Regions from separate parts of the Homo sapiens genome. Here region 2 is linked to region 1. A link is a contact called in ENCODE Hi-C or POLR2A ChIA-PET data. All regions are on one chromosome and are shown on one strand. Each heading gives the region's core, a stretch centred on a gene start or an enhancer-like site at or near the end of the contact. The rest is flanking DNA. Distances are from core to core; before and after follow the strand shown.

What was found. Hi-C counts contacts between places; a loop is a spot of excess contacts on that map. ChIA-PET counts read pairs that join two places held with the same protein, here RNA polymerase II (POLR2A). Pooled maps may share reads with other maps.
Region 2: a loop to region 1 is called in a pooled map, with 2.9 times the contacts of the local background. The contact joins the promoter of ZSCAN9 here to the enhancer-like site in region 1. A Hi-C loop is called at or near these places in 2 of 168 maps with a recorded cell type or tissue (MCF 10A and mammary epithelial cell), 9 of 37 single-sample maps with no recorded cell type and 6 of 50 pooled maps. POLR2A ChIA-PET finds 5 or more read pairs at or near these places in 5 of 52 experiments (B cell, HepG2, K562 and 2 more).

What each region holds. Positions count from the first base shown.
Region 1 is chr6:27,818,535-27,821,274 of GRCh38, forward strand. No RefSeq gene overlaps it. Among named protein-coding and RNA genes, the nearest start is that of H4C11, 4.2 kb to the right of the region's middle. Within about 2 kb of position 1,368, at least 4 of the 41 ENCODE cell types and tissues checked have a DNase peak (open chromatin) inside an H3K27ac peak, as active enhancers do.
Region 2 is chr6:28,223,868-28,226,656 of GRCh38, forward strand. ZSCAN9 (zinc finger and SCAN domain containing 9) reads left to right here and starts at 1,408. Exons shown (of 4, transcript NM_006299.5): 1 at 1,408-1,499. RefSeq lists an enhancer at 1,213-1,312.

The sequences.
Region 1 (2,740 bases), core at 118-2,617:
AAAATGGATATAAAAACAAAAAAAAAGCTTTAATTAATTAATTAATTAATTTTTGAGACAAAGTCTTGCTGTGTTGCCCAGGCTGGAGTGCAGTGGTATGATCTTGGCTCACTGCAACCTCCGCCTCCTGGGTTCAAGCAATTCTCTTGCCTCAGCTTCCCGAGTAGCTGAGATTACAGGTGCCTGCCACCATACCCAGCTAATTTTTTTTGTATTTTTAGTAGAGACAGGGTTTCACCATGTTGACCAGCCTGGTTTCAAACTCCTGACCTCAAGTGATCTGCCTGCCTCGACTTCCCAAACTGCTAGGATTACAGGCGTGAGCCACTGCACCTGGCCAAGAAGCTTAAATTTAAATGAGACAGAAATAGCACAGAGGCATTTGGGCTTTTGGGAAAAAAGTAGAGGCCGTTCAATGCAATGGGTACATTCAAGCTATGACTTGGAGGTTCATGGTCATGGTTGGGTGGATTCTACCTAGGAGTGCTATGTTTGTTAGTAACTTCACACTTAAATCCAAATGTCACAGCTGATTATTATTAAGCAAGGGTTAAATTCTTTGAAAAGAAAAAAAAATCTAGTTTTCTGTCTTTAGGCTTGTGAGTACTGTGAAGTGTCTCAAAAAGACTAATTCCTACAAGAAATGGTTATGGGCTTGGATTTATTGTGAGACAATAAAAGAGTAACATTCGAATAAGTTTTGAGTCTCACATTTTGAATAAAGGCAGGCACACTAGGCAAGGGGTAAGGGCCGATACTTAGGGTCTCCTTTTAGGGGAAGGATTCTCTGTCTCTTTTTTTTTTTTTTTTTTTTTTGAGATGGAATCTTGCTCTGTCAACCAGACTGGAGTGCAGTGGCATGATTTCGGCTCATTGCAAGCTCCACCTCCCGAGTTCACGCCATTCTCCTTCCTCAGCCTCCCGAGTAGCTGGGACTACAGGGGCCCGCCACCATGCCCGGCTAATTTTTTGTGTTTTTAGTAGAGATGGGGTTTCACCGTGTTAGTCAGGATGGTCTCAATCTCCTGACCTCGTGATCCACCCGCCTCGGCCTCCCAAAGTACTGGGATTACAGGCGTGAGCCACCGCGCCCAGCCAGGATTCTCTTTTTGGGTAGAGATTAGCTGTTTTTGAGTGAAGGGTGGCAAGACACACCACCCCAAAATATGCCACATTGACATAAAGAATATTTGAGTTGAGGGCAACTAAGAAGAAGCAGATACAAGAAAACTCTCTGCCCTCTCCCTATTTGCCTAAAAGCAGGACATAAATGTACGGAGGTGTCTCTCCTCCCCTCTCTACCAGAAAGGGCAAAAATTAATCACCAGAGACAACATCAGACTCTCATCAGCCTGGAGAGGGCACCAGAGCAATCTGCATAACAACTTTACTAACCAGCCTTTATCTACCATTAATTTCGTATATATTTGCCTTCCCACAATTTGTCACTCCTAAAAACTCAAAATCCTTTTCCTTTGTCTTCTAATTTCTCTAAAAACTTATTGATCTTATTAAAGATGCTGTATATAAACTGGAGTTTTAAGTCACATTTTTTAGTTACTCATTTCTGGGTACACTCACATGAGACATGTGCTGTACCCATGTTAATAAACTTGTTTGTTTTTCTCTTCTTAATCTGTCTTTTGTCACAAGGGCTCTAGCTGAGAACTCAGAAGTGTAGAGGGAAAATATTTTTTTCCTCCCCTACATGAGGCTTCCAGGAAAACCAGGTTTTCCTGACAAAATTAACGACAAACTTTGACAAACTTTCTACTCTCTTAGGTATCTTCTTGGTTTTCCAATGTTTTTCTTTCATATCTTAAATCTGTTTACTATGTATGTCTTCATTTTAACTGTATGTATAAACATATTCTCTTTATTGATATTGTGATGATGTTTGAAGTGTGAAATGAAGAACAGGCCTCAAAAAGAGTCTTCAGCCAGCCTCGGTGGTTCATGCCTGTAATCCCAGCACTTTGGGAAGCCGAGGTGGGTGGATCACGAGGTCAGGAGTTTGAGAGCAGCCTGACCAACATGGTGAAACACCACCTCTACTAAAAATCCAAAAAATTAGCCGGGCCTGGTGGCATGGCTACTTAGGAGGCTGAGGCAGGAAAATCGCTTACACCAGGGAGGTGGAGGTTGCAGTGAGCTGAGATCAAGCCACTGCACACCAGCCTGGGCGACAGAGCGAGACTCTGTCTCAAAAAAAAAAAAAAAAAAAAAAAGCCTTCATTTGATTATATTTGATTTTTATTTTAGCTATTAATATATTCTAATAGCTGTTTAGAAGTTATATCAAAACATAAAACTCTAAGCATTTATTCAAATATATTAGAAATTTAAATGACATAAAAATTGTTAAGTACTTTATTTGGACTAGTGCAAATAGCATAAATGTGAATTTAAATATATACAAAAAGTTAAGTAATTGAATATCAATAAAATATTAATAAACAGTAAATATAAATTTTCTATATGTGACTAGTGAGATCTACTAAGCTAGTCTAGCCATTTTTCTCAATTATCTCCATTATTTCCTAAAGTATCCTGTGGAGTAACTCTGATTGCCTTTACTCTCATTAAAAAGATGAGGAAATTAAGACAAAAACAGCAAAAGTATCTGCAACGAAGCCACAATTTCAGTCTAGGTTTGTTTGATTGCAGAGGCTGAACTCACTATTCTCCAAAGTAAATATTTACATGGAAACACTAAAAAACAAAGAAATTACATTTTAAA
Region 2 (2,789 bases), core at 158-2,657, 410 kb after region 1:
AAATTTTCTGCATGTTAGTGCTCTTATTGATTATATACTTATTGGATATTTGAAAGAAAAAGAAGTAAAGCATAAAGCTTGGGTTTATTTAATGCCCTCAGAAGGCTAGGTTGAGGAAAATAATAAAGAAATTTTCCGAGCTACTACCGTTTTGGAGTTAAAACAGATCATGGAGCCTCCATTAACACACAAGATACTTTCTTACTGCTTTAATAAAATAAATGATAAGATTCTGTTAAAACAAACAGAATATAGTTTAATCTACGTGACACCATCATTCTGGTTGGCATAGTAAAACTGATGAATGACTAACAGTACCTACAATTACGCTCTTTTGTACCAATAAAATTTATTTAAGGCTGGGCATGGTGGCTCATGCCTGTACCAGCACTTTGCCAGGCGGAGGTGGGAGGATCACTTGAGGTCAGGAGTTAGAGACCAGCCTGGCCAACAAAGCGAGACCCTGGTCTCTACCCCCCTCCCCCAAAAAAAATGCTGGGCATGGTGGTATGTGACTGTAGTCCCAGCTACTCAGGAGGCTGAGGCAGGATTGCTTGAGCCAGGAGTTGCAGTCTGCAGTGAGCTATGATGGTGCCACTGCACTCCAGCCTGGGTGACAAATTTATTTAATTGGTTTTGGTTTGATTTTGTATTATTATTACTAAAACTCCAGAAAACTTTTACAGCAAAAAAAAAAAACAACAAAAAACAAAAACAAGAAAGAAAGAAAAGGAAAGGAGGATGGGAGAAAGGCAGGAAGGGAGGGAGGAAGGTAGGAAAAGAGGAAGGGAGGGAGGAAAGAAGGCAAGCACGCAGGCAGATGCCTAAATAAAGAATACATAGGGGCCTGGACAAATAAATTGCTTTATGGACTGTTATGCACCCATACAATAAGTTAGACTTACATGATGAGTAAAGCTTTTTAGGATACATGAAGTGAAAACGTTAAAATAAGCGGGGGAGAAAAGGCTAAATATAAAATAATGCCATTGTGTGTGTGAGAGAGGATCACAATGATATACAAATTCCAGGCTAACGGTGACAGTGGCTGCCTCGGGGAGTGGGACTAAGGAGGGGTAGGTGGGGTTTGACATTTTACTTTATTAATTTTGGTATTGTCTGAGGGTTTTTAAACCATAAATAATGTATTAATTTTAAAAATGCTTTTAAAAATCATCATTTTCAATAGTTAACGGTCTATGCTTCATCAACGTTTTCCGTTTAAAACCTGTGTGCGGCCCACACACGTATGACATTCTGATTATGTGATTCACTGCTGAAAAAGAACTGGACGCCAGGAAATTGGGGGTTGAGTCCGAAGCAAGGTGAACGCCGGACATCGAGACATGGAATCCTAGACCGGCCCGGAAGTGCCTCTGCTCCGTCCGCCTTCGAGGAGAGGTCGGCATCTTTGTTCCCTGCCCGGCCATTGTTCGTGCCGCGCTTCTAGCAACGCCGGGCCGGTAACCCCCTCTCCCTCCTTGCGCGTTCCGGGTCTCGTGAGTTGGCTGTGGGGACCGGGAATGGAGGCGGGTCAGGGAGGGTGGGGCTGGAAAAGGGGTGTGGAAAGTGAACCTCAGCCGCTGGGAAGTGGGAGCCGGAGGAGGGGGCGGCGGTCAGTGCCGGGCGGCTTCGGGCGTCCCCTAGACCAGAGTGGTCATCCCCAGCTGTGGGGACATTGTACAAGAAAGGGTTGTAGGAGGACTGCGAGGCTGAAGGGTCACCTCGGTGAATAACGACAACAGGCTTAGGACTCAGGGAAAGAAACACCCGGGAGAGGAAGTTAAGGACAATTAAGACTTTGGCAGCCTTCACGATGGAGAACCTGTATACCCTCTTACCTCTAGATTCTGAAAGCAAATTAAGGGGCGTTGAATGGACTGGTTTTCAAGCGCAGAATGTAGCAGTTCCCGATTCCCTTTTCCTTAGTTCATTGATTCTCAAACCTTATAATACATACAAATCACTGAGGAGCCCGTTAAAGGGCATATTCTGGGTCTCCCTGTACTTCTCTCCACCTCCCAATTCAGATTCCCCAGATGTCTGCCATAGGGCCTTTCAAGCTGGAATTCAGCTGCTGCGCTGTGCTTCCTGGCATTTTGGAGACACACATTTTGGGAACACCCCCATGGGTTTCAGGTGCTTCCTGCGTCTGTGGAGAAAACTTTTCCCTTGGGCTTCTTTGGCTTCTTAGGATTGTCCTCAAAAAGAAGTTGACCTTGGGCAATCTACTTAACTTTCCCTGGCTTCCATTTCTTATCTAGTGAAATAATTATTATAATAAAACCTCAGTGGGTAATTGTGAGGATGAAATATAGTCTTGTATCTGAAAGCATATTGTAGACTTGTGCAGTGTTGACTGTTATTCTTCAGTAGCAGCAGGGCGGTGTGGAAAGCTCCAGGACTTGGAATCCACCTAAGCCTTTCTTTCTGTAAATTTAGTGAAAATAATACTAACCTTAAATGGTTGTTTTGAAGATTAAGAAAACTGAAGTAAATAGTAAAGTAAATGTTGGTTCGTTCATTTAGTCGACAGTAACAATATTTCCATTTATTCTTTCTCTAAGTTGATGTTTATACAGTGAGTTCAAACTTTTTATTCAGACTTTCTGAGTGATCGGTGCAGTCCCTAATTCATGGGCTGTTTTCCTCCATGAACTCTGTGAAGCATTATTGCTATTTCTTCTTCACATAAAGAAATCAAGATTGAAAGAAGATTTAAAAACTTGGCACAAGGTCACACAACTAGTAAATATTAGGATCAGAATAAAACCTAGGTCTGGGTCAGC